Regions from separate parts of the Mus musculus genome. Here regions 1 and 2 are each linked to region 3. A link is a loop called in an ENCODE intact Hi-C map of the cell type or tissue named here. Cell type or tissue: heart. All regions are shown on one strand.

Evidence for each region. Peaks named below come from ENCODE experiments on the same cell type or tissue, not always from the same donor. Only the 100,000 strongest peaks of a DNase experiment are listed, where the experiment ranks them.
Region 1: it touches region 3 in a loop (6-fold over the local background); 17 of 42 quality-filtered maps call a loop at or near these places.
Region 2: it touches region 3 in a loop (5-fold over the local background); 11 of 42 quality-filtered maps call a loop at or near these places.

What each region holds. Positions count from the first base shown.
Region 1 is chr11:67,925,275-67,930,274 of GRCm38, reverse strand. It overlaps Cfap52 (cilia and flagella associated protein 52), which reads left to right. Exons shown (of 14, transcript NM_027963.2): 12 at 2,864-2,966; 13 at 3,785-3,896. Among named protein-coding and RNA genes, the nearest start is that of Usp43, 5.6 kb to the right of the region's middle. In heart, a CTCF peak has its summit at 2,493 (motif pointing right); no DNase peak of the experiment used is centred here.
Region 2 is chr11:68,406,055-68,411,054 of GRCm38, reverse strand. It overlaps Gm31954 (a long non-coding RNA gene), which reads right to left. Exons shown (of 4, transcript XR_879961.3): 4 at 4,481-5,000. Among named protein-coding and RNA genes, the nearest start is that of Gm31954, 9.1 kb to the right of the region's middle. In heart, a CTCF peak has its summit at 2,684 (motif pointing right); a DNase peak (open chromatin) is centred at 2,714; H3K27me3 peaks cover 752 bases.
Region 3 is chr11:67,816,682-67,821,681 of GRCm38, reverse strand. It overlaps Gm40032 (a long non-coding RNA gene), which reads left to right. Exons shown (of 3, transcript XR_879959.2): 3 at 3,707-3,800. Among named protein-coding and RNA genes, the nearest start is that of Dhrs7c, 21 kb to the right of the region's middle. In heart, CTCF peaks have their summits at 1,308 (motif pointing left) and 1,997 (motif pointing left); no DNase peak of the experiment used is centred here; H3K4me3 peaks cover 472 bases; H3K27ac peaks cover 297 bases.

The sequences.
Region 1 (5,000 bases), 110 kb before region 3:
CTGCAGTTGGAGTTATAGATGGTTGTGAGCAACCACGTGGATGCTAGGAAGCACACCGCCGTTTTCCTGGTCCTCTGGAAGAGCAGCCTGTGCCCTTAACCACCGAGTCATAGCTCCAGTCCCACACTCTCCTCCTTATCCAGTCAAGAATCCTAGTTAAAGGAACAGTGCATCCAGGTGGCCTTTCCTACTCAACTGACCCTGCCTGGAGAAATTCTTACAGATGTGCCCAAATGTGTATCTCCTAGGTGACGCTAAATCCAGGCAAGTTGACAATGAAGATTAACCATCACAGCAGTAAAAGGTTCTGAGAAGACCTTGGTCTCCTTGGCTATCCAAGGGCTATAGATTCCAACAGGGAAAATATGGTCTCCAGGAAGAATATCAGATGTTTCTGGGGCAGACAGGGAAGTAGTTTTCCAGATATATGTGGTGACGCATGACTTAATGTGACTCCACTCAACCTAAATGTTGCAAATTAACAAGGAAAGTTACAGGGCAAGACGTTCTTCTTGTCATCCTGCTAGGTCATGAGCCTGCCTGGGGAGGGGGCACTGGGAGGGGCACATTCCCAGAGACTGCTTACACTGTAAGTCACAGACCCAAAGATGTCAATGCCAAACTACTCAGCCTCAAACACGTGAACTTCACCATAGGAGCCATTCAGAGAGTTTTCAAAGATGATTTTAAAAAAATTTTTTGGCTGTAGATTTTTTTCCCCATGTTTTTATTTTGGAACCAAACCCTTTCCCCCAATCTTCCTCCAACCATCGCTCCCCCTGGGATGCACAGCCTTTGCATGACTGTCTAAAGAGGCTAAGTACACAGGGGCAAAGGGATGCAGCTGGTCAAAGACTATGTCCCTCCTTTTTTGAGATGGGGTACCATTGTGCTGTCAGACTGGTCTTGAATCCCTTGGCTCGAGAGATCCTTCCACATCAGCCTCTCAAGTGGCTGTGAGTGAGGGTGTGTGTCACCATGCCCAGCTGAACTGTCCCTGCTTGGAGAGAGGGGAGCGAGGACTGAAGGCAAAAGCAGAGCATTTTTGGTTAACTTCTTAGGAATCTGAACGCAGGGCTGTGGATACAGTCTAGATGGTGAAGTCTTAGCACACGAACCTGACTGGTGCACACCTAGAGCCTCAGCACTTGGGAGGCAGTGGCAGGCGGATCCCTGGGCTTTCTGTAGCTGAACCAGGGGCTCGAGGGTCAGTGAGAGATCCTGCCTCAAAAACATACAAGGTGGAGATCGAGTGAGGAAGACAACCAATGTCAACTTCTGGCCTCCACATGCACATCGGAACACACACACACACACACACACTCGGGCAAAGCACCCCCCAAGAACTCTGCATGTAGCTTTTCATTGAATACATTTAGATGATACCTGTGTTTCTGCATGTCTAATAAGTTCCCAAGTGGAGTTACTGATTCAAGGCCCATACCCATAGACATGTGACCTCTGCATTGGGAAAGTATGTACCAAGAAGGGGTATCTGAGTTTTTATCAGTGGCTGGTTTTTGTGACCGGCTCAAATCTTTAACACCTTCCTTTTGTGCAGCAGGAATATTTAAGATGTGCCAAAAGTCTTTAAAAATCGTCAGCTCAAATACTGTGTTTGAAAGCTTCTAGTATAAGAAGAAATTGCAGAGTGTGCATTTTCAGCTAGGATCTGGGCCTGTGAGACAGCCACCAGCAACACTAGATACAGCCATGCTTCTTGGTCAGGCAGCCTAATCTCAAATCCCCAAGTCCTCCAAAACCTTCTCTCTCCCTCCCTCCCTCCCTCCCTCCCTCCCTCCCTCCCTCCCTTCCTTCAATACTGACAAAAAGTTTCAGAGTTCAGACCATTTTAGATTTCCTAGGGATGTTTAGGTGGAAAAGTCTATGCATATTCCTGAGTCCACCAAAGTCTGAAACATGCTGTTTTTCTGTGGTGTCTAAGGCAGGGGATCTCAAACTTGTGTGCACATAACAGTCAGTGGAATGGCTGGCTGAAGTCTGAAACATGCTGTTTTTCTGTGGTGTCTAAGGCAGGGGATCTCAAACTTGTGTGCACATAACAGTCAGTGGAATGGCTGACTTCAGATACAGATCTCTGGCCTTCCATCCCAGCCTTCTGACTCCAGATCAGAACGGGTGGGCCCAATAATATCCCTTTGAAACAAGCTTTCCCCACCCTTTGGCATTCAGAGTCTAGGGACTACCACGTGACTCCAAAGGTGGCCTTGGGAATCCAGGTTTTTGTGTGAGAGGTGATGGGCTGGACCTGAATCAGCACCTTCTCCATCCTTCTGTCTAGAGTTTACTGTTGCTCTAGTTTCATGCCGTGTCTTTAGGAAGGGGAATCACCTTTTGCCTGTGCCTTTTTACAATTGGTGACAGATTTGGTGGGAGAAGACATAAGTACAGGATAAAGCAGCTAGGAGTCTATTAAAAAAATTTTTTTTTAAATTACATGTACATACATGTTTAGCCAAAAGAGGGCATCAGATTTCTTGGAATAAATTTATAGGCAATTGTGAGTGGCCTGATGCCTATTCTGGGAACCTGAGTTTGGTCCCCTGCAAGAGCAGTACATGATCTTAACTGAACCATCTCTCCAGCTCTGCAGATATCTGTCTCGACAAAAACAAAAACAGAAACAAAATGAAAACAACAAAACCCAAAACAAACAAACAAGAAACCCCACCAAACCCAAGTTCTATTGTGTGATTAGCATAAGAAGTCAGAGAAAAAAAAAAAACAACCCCTTCCAAGCTTGTCCAACTGCACACTGTGTGACAAATAAGGGTTTTTTTTCGGGGGGGGGGGAGCAGGAGGGGGCAAAGTCAGGTTCCATAGCATTTGAATTTACTTCCAGGCGACTTAGAAGGAATCAGATGATCCTGGCCAACACCCTATTCCAGTGTGTTTGTTACCACCCGGAAGAATTCCAGATCATCACCAGTGGCACAGACAGGAAGGTAGGTGCCCGCGGCCCTCCACTGCCTAGAGCTTCATGTCTGCAGATCCAATCACTTGTGAATGCCTGGAAAATTGCTTGGGGTGGGGCTTGGGGGTGAACTGCATCTTTACCCAATCTTTTTTTTTTTTCCCCAACATGCCCAAGACTTTTTTTTTTAAGGTCATTAATTATGTCCTAAACAGTCTATCAGCTATTCACATAGTGTTCGCAGTCTGGAATTATGTTGCTGGTTTAGTCCAGAAAAGCAAGTTGTAGTTTGGCTTTGGCGGTGGATAAAGATGGGAGGTGGGTGGGGTTGTTGTTGTTGGTGGTGGTGGTGGTAGAGCAAGACGAGATCCAGTCCAGTCACAGGACAGGTGGGGTGGGGGCGGGGCGGGGCGGGGGGCGGGGCGGAGGGGAGGAGCCAGTGACTTAGCAAAGCCCAGTCTCCAGAACTCTCACTCCCCATACTTTCCCTCCCACTGGGCCTGCAGCTCAGCCCTCCTCCTCAGATCGCAGGAGCCGACCCATCCGTGGCTCTTTATTTTACACGGGGCAGCAGACTCAATCTGCTTCGCCTTATCAAAAATCTCTGTCACCCCAGGTTTATCGCATATCAACATCTCTTTAAATAGCATGCAAACTTCAAAACCAATACTAAGAATAATAAGATGGTTCCTCCACCCCCTCGCCATGGCCTATTTATAATTCCAACTGGTCCCCTCCCATGGTGTATTTTTGCTACTTTCTATATAAAGTGCAGGCATCTTTTGTTAGCATGTGTGTGGATGGTTCTACAGCACTGACTCCTGTCTAACTCCTTCTCCTACGTTCCAGATTGCTTACTGGGAAGTATTTGATGGATCAGTAATCAGAGAGTTGGAAGGCTCCTTGTCTGGGTCCATCAATGGTATGGATATCACTCAGGAAGGAGGGCACTTTGTTACAGGTTAGTCTTGGATAAGATTAGTAAATCAGGGTTGTACCCTTGGCGGGGGTGGGGCTGGGGGTGGGGATAGTCAGAAGAGCTAGTAGAGGGTCTTAAGGACACCTTGGTTACATTCAGCCCAGGACGGCCCACCACCAAAGCTGGAAAGGTCCAAAAGACACTTCAGTGAAGGAAGACATCTGAGTAGAGCCCAGAGAAAAGCCCCACTTTACATGGCTATGTTTGCTCTTTGGGGCAGAAATGAGGCTTTAAATGTCCCGAGACTTCTACTCGCTTTTCTATGCATTTTTTGGGGGGTTGTTTTTATTGTTTTTGTTTTGAACTATGTCTTACTGTATGTAGCTCAGGCTGGCCTTGAATTAGTGATCCTCCTGCCTCAGGCTCCCGAGTGCTAGGATAAGAGGTAGACCACCAGTGCTCTTTTTCACTGGGCTCCTAACCAGCAGTTTGCTTTGTTTGTTTGCTTGCTGTTGAATTCCGTGATGTCTGGGGAGCATTAACCACAGGTCACGTCCACTGGAACAGCATTAATATAATTTCCTGCCAGGCTCTTTGACGTTTATAAGTGCTTCAAGTAAATGAAAGTTCCATAAACACATTGACTTCAAAACAAAACAAAACAAAAAGATATGACACATGCCTTTAATCCCAGCACTCAGGAGGCAGAGGCAGGGGGAATCTCTGTGAGTTGGAGGCCAGCCTGGTCTACAAAGCAAGATCCAGGACAGCCAGGGATATTACATAGAGATGCAATGTAATATATTACCTTACCTGTAGTACATTTATCTGCCTCCAAAAAAAAAAAAAAAAAAGGTATCAAACTACATACACTGGGACACCCATCAATGTGCCTCCATGCGTGAACAGTGGAAGGAGATAAGATGCTGGTGTGTTTAGTGGTTAATTCTGATTGGTACTTTCCTTTCCACTCTAAATTTACTAGGACATACATAGATTTTTTTTTTTTAAGATCAAAAAAAGCTTTATATAAATATGGATTTTTCTTCCTTCAAGCTGGCACATGGGACACTGTGTTGAAAAGCAAGCAGTTCCGTGAGGCCAGGGCTGTTTAGGAGTCTCTGCCAGCAACGCCATGCAATTGTG
Region 2 (5,000 bases), 590 kb before region 3:
TGTATGTATTCATGTGTGTGTGTGTTCATGGATGTATGTGTTCATGGATGTATGTGTTCATGTGTGTGTGTTCATGAATGTATGTGTTCATGGGTGTGTGTTTATGAGGATGTGTGTTCATGCGTGTGTGTGTGTGTGTGTTTGTGTGGGTGCATATGTGAGTGTGCACACGTATGGGACTGAAGGTAGAGGTCAGAGGTCAATCGCAGGTATTTTCCCTCAGGAACCATCCATCTTCTTTGTCATTTATTTTGCTGTTGCTTTGAGACAGGTTCCACTACACAGCCCTGGCTAATCTGGAACTTGTTCTGTAGACCAAGTTAAGTTTGAATTTACAGAGATCACCTGCCTCTGCCTCCGCCTCCGCCTCCGCCTCCGCCTCCGCCTCCGCCTCCGCCTCCGCCTCTGCCTCTAGCGTGCTGGGATTAAGTGTTCTAGGTGTGTGTGTGTAACATACCTATCTGAATATTGCCTTTCTATCCTGAAGCTCTACTGAACTAACTTATTTTTAAAATATAATACTTGTATTAGGCTGGAGAGATGGCACAGTGATTAAGAGCAGTGACTGCTCTTCCAGAGGTCCTGAGTTCAATTCCCAGCAACCACATGGTGCTATGGATGTGTGTGTGAGGGTTTGTCTTTACAACCATCTGCTATGGGGTCTGATGCCCTCTTCCGGTGTGTCTGAAGAAAGCAATGATATACTCATATACATAAAATAAATAAATCATTAAAAGTAATACTTGTATTAATCCTTCGAGAATTTCATGCATGGTGAACTCACTGACTTGTGTAAGAGAATCTCCTTTTGGTTTGTGCGCACAGAAGCCTCGCTTGGGTCCCGCCAGTCCTGCTTTACGCTGTCAACAATATGAGTTCTTATCTCCAAATATAATTTTTGTTCTAAGATGCCTGCTTGATTATTGTTAACATCAAGTTCTCCACTGGAATCTTACCCATTTGCCTTTCCTTGTTGTCCCATTCAACATACCTACTACCTCCATTTTAAAGTTCTTATCTATTTATTCCAAACTTTGGATCACTGCAAGGCTCCCACTGCTGTCTGCCCCTTTTTCTTCACTGTTGGTGATGCGTTCCTCTCCCTACACGTGCCATATTTTCTTATTGTATCCCAGATAGTGCATCCAAGAGCCTTGGAGATGGAAGTCAATTTGTTTTCCCTTAGTGAGGGTTTGTCCTCTTCTCAGAGACATTTAACATAAGGGGTGATCATCACCTCCGTCCATTCAAGAATGAGGGATGTGGGGCAGACTAGGAACACCTCTGCTGTGAGACCTTGCTGGGCACGTAGCTCAGGCATAGAGCATTTGCCTAGTATACGCACAGGGTTTAATCCCTAGCAACACATGTATACACACACACACACACACACACACACACACACACACACACACTAATTATTGTGACTTAACCAGTTGTTTTGAGTTGTTGCAACAGAAGCTTCCACTGCTTATTGCATTGTGTTTGGAAGGAGTCCCTCAGATAGTGTGGTGGTTTGAGTAAGAATGGCCCCCATGGCAGGCTTTAGTGGCACACATCTTTAATTCCAATATTTGAGAGGCAGAGGCAGGATCCCTGTGAGTTCAAGGCCAGCCTGGTCCACTTAAGCAAGCTCAGGACAGCCAGGGTTCTATTACACAGAGAAACCCCGCTTTGGAAAACGAAAGGGGACAAAGAAGACACTATTGTGAAGTGACTTCAAATGTGGAGAACATAGGTACAACAGCTACTTAACCGTTTAGGATATGTAAGATACGTCATGAATTAGAAAGTTAAATGTGTCAGTTAAAAAAAAGCATGATGGCTCAAGACTCCTGGTGAGCCTCAACTGAGGGCAGGGGTTGGAAAGAGAATTGGTCAGCAGGGTGTGGCCTGGCTTTCAGGACTTGCAGAGACCTTGGCTCATCCTAAAGCTGGAAGCCTTTCACCTTTGTAGAGTAGACTCAGCCACCCCCAGCCTCCCCCGTGCTAACTAGGTGATCAGTGAGGAGCCCCGATAGTCCTGATGTCAACCTTCATTAGCACTGGGAGGAGTCCCACCACTGTCCTGCTCATAGCCAGCAGGATGTGGAGAACCACAGACAACAGAACTTCAGACTAAGGCAAGGAGTGGTGGTGAGCTCCAACTTTCACTCTCCCTGATCTTCGCTGGCCTGAATTCCTCAACTGGCCTCAAGCTCGGGAAACCGAGTACTGGGATTACAGCCATCACACACAGTACACTTCTTTATTAACGTATTTAATTACATGCTGGAATGACATCTCTGGTAGCCAGTAGTAACAGATATACATGACACTTCCTGTTGTTTCCAACCAATGTTATACGATATTTCTTTAAAATATGCTGACTTACTGGGGGGGGGGGCAAAAAAATCACAAGTAGTGTTTTTGTCTAATGAATAATAATTACCATAATAATCATTCAAGGACGTGTTAAATTTCAGTTGGAGAGGCCAGATCTAGTTGTGCACTCGGGAGGCAGAGGCAGGCACATCTCTGAGTTCAAGACTAGCCTGATCTACAGAGCAATGTCCCGGACAGCCAGATCTACACAGAAAAACCCTGCCTTGAAAAAAACCAAACAAAACATTTCAATTGGAGCTGAGTGAAAATATCACCTAAGTAAGGCACAGAAACCTGCAGTGTAAATAGAGACAGCCCCCACTAGAGGGTGCTAGTGTTGTAGAAAGAGGAGTGTCTGACTGACCTCAGCTGTCACAGCTCCAGGCCACCATCTCTTCCCTTAACCCAACCTCCAGGCCTTCCCAGGCCATCTCTTCCCTTCCACCTACCTCCAGGCTTGTCCATGCACACTGTGCTCTTAAGAGTGGAAGATTCAACTTTGCTGTACTAACAGGTCTGACTTTCAGCCCGCTGGGCTAACCAGAAAACAAAAGAACACACAAGATTCTGGTTCTGAGCCGAAGCTGTGTCCCACATCTTTGATGGTTTGATGGACAGCCAAGTCTCAGAGGGTGACCTCTGATGAAATCTGAGGAGGGCCACTAGCCTTCTGGAAAGTTCTTTCCACTATGTTTGGGAACATGTCACCAGGGTCAATGGTGGGCGAGTCGCTTCCACCTTGAATGTGTGGATGTGACAGTCAGAGCGGCTGAACTCTATGTAGAGTCCTCTCAAAGGGGGGCTGGGAATAATTCCCACCTGGGGCTGAGCACAGCAGTAGTGCTCTTCATCCCCAAATGCAGAGTGAGCCCAGGTCAGTTCCTCCATCGCCATTTCCCCTCCTACGTGCAGCTTTGAAAGCACTTGAGAGGCAGTGTGATAGGGTGGCCATAACCACACCCCTAAGCCTGGGGGGGGGGGCAGCGCTTCCCTATCAGGTGAGAGCCATGGGGCTGTGTTTCAGCAGCCTCCACAAAAGCAGAGCCTAGACAAGCTCTGTTAAGAAACCCAGCCTTGCCACCTCCTTAATGCAACATCAGCAAGTCGTGGAACCTCTATGTCTGAAGTGGAGAGAGGGGCAGCCCTGACCTTATGAAGTTGTTATATTGACATGACTCAAAGAACACAGTGCACTCCAAAGACGGCCCAGCCTACAGGAAGTACCAATGAGGAGCTGCCCGCCGCTGACAACTGTCAGCACGGTTTAAGACAATGAGACAATGCTGACACCATTCTTGCCCTCGTGCTTCCTCTCTCATGACTCTGAGAAGTTAGCCTCTTTCTCTTTCTTAAAGAGACTGTTCTCTGGCTCAGGACGTAGCTCAGTGGAAGGCTATTTACCCAGTATGCATCAAGCCCTGGTCCCATCACGGGCACAACAACCGCATCCATCACAGCTGACAAAGAAAACACCTTTTTGAGCCCACTGCTGTCCTTCCAGGCTCTACAGGTATGGCGGGAGAGTGACTTTGTCTTTTTACATTCACCTAACATGGTGTTACCATTGACACTGGTGACTTCCTATCTTTGTGGAGGAGCTCTGCCAGAGGGCTGAGCATCTAGGCCTGAAGTCAGATGCCCTGTATCCAAATGGTGACTCTGATGCTTTGTAGCATTGTGACTTCAGGGTGACTTGATCCCCTTTTGACTCAGTTTTCTCATTTCTGAAATGAGACATTAGAAGCACTGTACTACTCTAGCTCTTAGAACAGGCTGGACACATAGCCAGTGATCAATATGTGCTAACTGCTACACTGGCTTCTTGACCACCCCAGGCTGCCCCAGGGTCATAGCCTTTACCTGCCCTGTCCCTGCCAAGGAAAACCTCTACTCTCCTACCTGACTAATACCTTCCCCAACCTCAAGTTTCAACATAAGTATCTATTCTCCAGTTGTGCCCAGAGTCTCAGCCCCTAGAGTCTCTGTACATCTTTTTTTTAAGGTTTATATTTACTTTTATCTTCTATGTATGTATGAGTGCCCCCTGTGTATGTATGCATACCATTTGTGTGCCTGGTGGTCACAGAGGCCAGAAGAGGCCATTCAGTCCCCTGAAACTGGAGGTATAGGAGGTTGTGAGTCACCATGTGGGTGCTGGGAACAGAATCCCAGTCCTGTACATGAGTATCAAGTGCCTTCTACTGTTGAGCTATCTCTCCAGCCTCATCTCTTAACTTGTATTGCTTATCTGCATAGCGGTCACACAGACACATATGCTGTTGTTTATTAAATATTTGTCTTCCCCACTAAGCTTAGAGCCTGATGAGTCCACAGCTGTGTCTGCCCAGTTCCGTGTCCTTGAAGGCTGACATGCCAAAGGAGTCCATAAATGTCTGCACACTAAATAAACCACGCAGGCTTCCAAACGGCTAGTGCATGTGGGTGGATGCCAGGGCGGGAAACATCTGAAGCTGAGGCTTGAATGGCAGCGATGGGGAGTCTGGAGAGTCACGGTCACAGTTTTCCAATCCCTTCACTTGTTGATGGACTCTGGTCCCTTGGCTGCCCTTTTATAGATCAGAGGGTCTAGGAGAGAATTCTTGAACACATCTGACTCCTTGCTCTGGGTGACCAGA
Region 3 (5,000 bases):
GGAAGGATGCTACACTGCTCTGTTCCTGTTTAGACAGTGCTGTCCCGTAACTCCTGGCCTACAGATGGCATGTGGACCAGGCTTAAGCCATTAGCCATCAGATGGCTGACCAACCCTACTTCTAAGCAGATAGGACATAATAGCCCTGGTGCCACTGCTGTCCTCTTATCCCAACAACGGGACGAGGGTGGCAATGAAGCATGCCACCTGGGTGATAGTGGGGTAGAGGGATATTTGATACACTAAATCTAAATGCTTAAAATAAAACTTTCCTAAAAAAATATTTATTTATTTTATGTACATGAGTAAATTGTAGCTGTCTTCAGACACACCAGAAGAGGGTATCAGATCCCGTTACAGATGGTTGTGAGCCACCATGTAGTTTCTAGGAATTGAACTTAGGACCTCTGGAACAACAGCCAGTGCTCTTAAACACTGAGCCATCTCTCCAGCCCCAAAACAAAACTTTTGAGTTACTTGAGGAAATAAATGTCTAGGTTGGGTTCTTGCTGCCTGTCATGTCCCTCCCTCTGCCCAAGTCACAATTGACTTCCTAAGCATTCACACAGTTGTCTCAGCATGCAGAATGACAGTGACTGCAAGAAGCCATGGACAACCAGGATGGCCCAAGGTCTACTCAGATTGGCTCATGGTATATCTTCAACAACCTTTGATTCACTCCTGTGAGAGATCCTGAGTTAAAGACCATCTTGACTGTAGTCCCAGGCAGAGCTGGCAGTGGGCAGCCTTGACTGGGCATTATACACTTTGCTGGTGCTGACGTCCTGGGAGCCCCTCCTCCTATGCAGATCTGGCTCACCATGCTGTGGGGACAGAGAGGAGACTGCTGGTGCTCTGCTCACTCTCCCCTTCTGGGACCCTAGCCCATGGAATGGTGCTACTCATATTCAGGGTGGGTCTTCCCTAGAGTCTCTAGAGACATCCTCATAGACATTGCCAGAGGTCTGTTTCTGAGGCAATGAGGTAACCTAGGAAATTATAAGGCAGAAACTAGTCAAGCAGTGTGGCTAGAGTTAACAGAAACCGGCAAGGGGCTATGAAACACCCTTGGGGTTAACAACAGCAAGACCCGTTAACCTCCCTGAACTCCAGGGATGAGGGGAGGAGTTGTCTAGCCATAGTATAGCCTAAGGGTACATCTGCTGCCCACCTGTCCAGGCAACCACAGCAACCCGATGGAAGTCTGAGGAAGTTAAGAGCCCTGGCCTCATTTTCTCCTGCCAGGCAATCTCCAGAGGCAGAGCCCCATCAATAGTCAATAGCCAGGGGAGCCCACTGCTGCCATCTCCTGGGGACACTGAGATGCAGCCAACAAAGGATCTGGTAAGGCAAATAGCGACTGTTTGAGCCTGGCCATCGTGAATTTGTGAGGTCCCCTCACAGCCCTGTCCTGGAGCAGGAACCTGGGGGTTTAGGTGGTGCCTCAGTGAGGGTTCTAATCTTCCCAGGGAAGGGCACATGTGCTAAAAATGGTTGGGAATTGTGATAGATTTATCTGTTTCTTTATGCTTTTCTACTTAGTCCACTTTAAAAGATTTTTTTTCTTTTCAATTTTGGGGCAGGAAGCAAAGACAAGAAACTAATCACCTTTGTCTTTCACAGCATGGAGCTGAGAGGTGTTTTAATCTCTTCTGCGTCTTAGAATAACCAGTCTGGGATCTGGGACAGCTACTGCTACCTAGGTCCTTTATACCATCCAGTCACTCTGTGTCCTCGGGGTTAAGTCACTCCAGGCCACCCTCGTTTTCCCCTGAGCAGCACAGCAGCAGCAGCAGCAGCAGGCAGCAGAGCATGGACACCCTCACTTTTCCCATCTGTGACACGGAATGCAAGTCTTTCCAGGGAGCCTAGCAGAGAGGAGACCTTCATGGGATCCTTCTTACGATTGTACAAGACATTGTGAATACGGTGCATGGACTCTTGCTGCTTTGTGGAATTTCTAGGAAGGTGTTGGCAAAATGTGTTTGGAGCAACAGTGCCACTTGGTGGTCACCACTCTTATTGCATAGCATATCTGTTTCCACCCCCCCCTCTTTGTTTCTACCTTGTTAACATTTCATTTATTTGTTTCATTCTGTGTATCAATATAAAGGTTGGAGACTTTCATTTACTATGCTAGTGAGATGCCCCACCATGGCAGGGTGGCAGAGTGACATCCCAGAGCCACACGTTGCATCCTGAGGGAGACGGCAAATTTGACTTATGGGTTGCTTGGGATATCCACCTATCATTTCTATTAGGTCCACCCCCCCCCCCAAGGCTCTGGGATCCCTCAATTTAAGAAAACCCTTGGCCAGCTAGCAGGGGATGGTAGAGCAAACTCACATACACAGAAGGGTCCTTTTTCCTTAGAGCTGATCTCCCTGGCTTGTTTTAGTGGAATCCTAGTGGCCTTTCCCTACTCCAGAGTCCTTGCTTTGCCAGAATGCAACCCTCAGTGACCACATGCATGCTTCTAGTGACAGCCTTTCCTTCCTCAGTCACCCAAAGGCTGGGCCTTTGTCCCCATTACAGCAGGTCCTAGTTGACTCCTCACTCAGGCTTGCAAGATAACAAAAGCAGGACAGACACCTGGCATCTATGCCTTGCTTTCACATCCATCTCCTTTGTTTGAAAACTTCGGGTCAGACTTCGGGTTAACTCAGTGTGCAGGCATGTCAGTCCCTCAAGGAATGTCCATATAAAAACTGGTGACACCTAACCAGTCTCACCCCTCTTCAAGACAGAAGGCACAGATGTTAGTTTACCCAGCAGTCAGCTCTCATAATGTCCTATTCCAGACCCTAAATGGTATTCACAGGTCTCTCTCAACATTGGCCAAACTTGCAAGTCACCATGGATCACAGGAAGAGTAGAGCCTTATGGGTAAGACACCTTATCATGAGATTACCCTCAAGCAGGAACTTTATGGGAGCTGGCATGTCCCCTTAAGCAAGAAAGGCTTCTTTCACCCGCCCCCCCCCCCAGAAACAGAACAGATACAATGATCAACCAGACACACCTAGCCAGGACTCTTTAGTTATGCAAACCTCTGCCCTTCTGCTTCACTCACCCTCAGTTTAAATCTAAAGCGCACATCGATATCCTAAAGCTAGATGGATGTGGGTTTACCAACCATTGTTCTGTTCTTCATACCACAACCACCTTGTAGTACCTCCTTTCTCCGTCCTTCACTGCTCCTCACTTTGATTCGATTTGATCAGGTGACAGCATCGTCTGTTGGGACTCTCTTGCCATAATAACACACTGTTGGCCTGGAGTTTACAAAGCAGAGCCTGTAAGGGAACAGGTAGGGACTCTGGCCAAGCTCTGAATAGGCCCCGAGGCTCTGTCTCTGTCTCTGTCTCTGTCTCTGTCTCTGTCTCTATCTCTGTCTCTGATCCTCCCTGTCCTCATGCTGCCACACTCATATTCTGACTGCCACTGCTGTGGCCTCTCCCCAACCTCCCACAGTGCTTTTGACAATCAAACCCACAAAAATAAAGTTAACTTGCTGATACGTTCCTAAATTCAAACCCCACATTATCCCTTCTGTGAGGCTGGAGGACTTGACCATCCCAGGTTTTGGGACTCCTGGGTGATCACAAAAGGTTAGATAGCTTATTGCTTTTTAAAGACCTATTTTAATTTTATTTTATTATGTGGCTATTCCTGTCTGCATGTTGGTATGTGTATGTGAGTGCAGGTGCCTGTAGAGCCAGAGGAGTCAGACCCTACAGAGCTGGAGTTACAGGCTCTTGTGAGCTGCCCAGCATGAGTCCTGGGAATCAAGTCCTTTGCAAGAGTGGTAAGCATTCTTGACTCTCTCTCTCTATCCCACATTTTTTACTTTTTAAAAGATTTATTTTATTTTCTGTGTATGAGTGAGTCTTAGTCAGGGTTTCTATTCCTGGACAAAACATCATGACCAAGAAGCGAGTTGGGGAGGAAAGGGTTTCTTTCGGCTTACACTTCCATACTGCTGTTCATCACCAAGGAAGTCAGGACTAGAACTCAAGCAGGTCAGGAAGCAGGAGATGATGCAGAGGCCATGGAGGGATGTTCTTTACTGGCTTGCTTCCCCTGGCTTGCTCAGCTTGCTTTCTTATAGAACCCAAGACTACCAGCCCAGAGATGGTCCCACCCACAAGGGGCCCTCCCCCCTTGATCACTAATTGAGAAAATGCCCCACAGCTGGATCTCACGGAGGCATTTCCCCAACTGAAGCTCCTTTCTCTGTGATAACTCCAGCCAGTGTCAAGTTGACATACAAAACCAGCCAGTACAGGGTGTTTTGCCTGTGTACATGTATGTATACTTTCTGGTGCCTGTAGAAGACCAATGAGTTTATTGGGTCCCCTGGAACTGGAGTTGTGGATGGTTGTGAGTGTTGGGAATTGAACTCCAGTCCTCTGGAAGAACAGCCAGTGCTCTTAGTCCCTGAGCCATCTCCTTAGCCCTTGATTTTACTTTTCAGTGACAATTTACATACATGTATGTATACAGATGTCTATATGCTAATTTTGTAAGTGACAGGTTTGGGAATATAGCATCGTGGTCTTTTATCTATAAACATTAGAAAGCTTGAATCTGTGGTTACAATATTAGTACAAAACCATGTGCCCATATTTCCCAAGAGTCTAAGAATCATTTACCGTCTCTATAAGCAAAGCGAGGGTGATACTTTAGAAGATGCCTAGGATTGAGGATCTTAGCAGCCACAGAGGATCGAAGAAACTGGCCGTTTGTGCCTGCATCCCAACTGGGGAAGGGCTGAACTGTGCTTCCAATGAAGGGTGTTGTTAGTTAATCTTAATAAGAAGTACATTATAATTAGCATTATGTATAACATAAACATATTATTATATATGTGTTCACAATATATGTACATATATGTGTAATGCGTATATATAATATATTATATCATATAATATACCATATTGAATACTAACATCAATAATTATATTAACATTAATCATTATTATGGGCATAATTTAGCT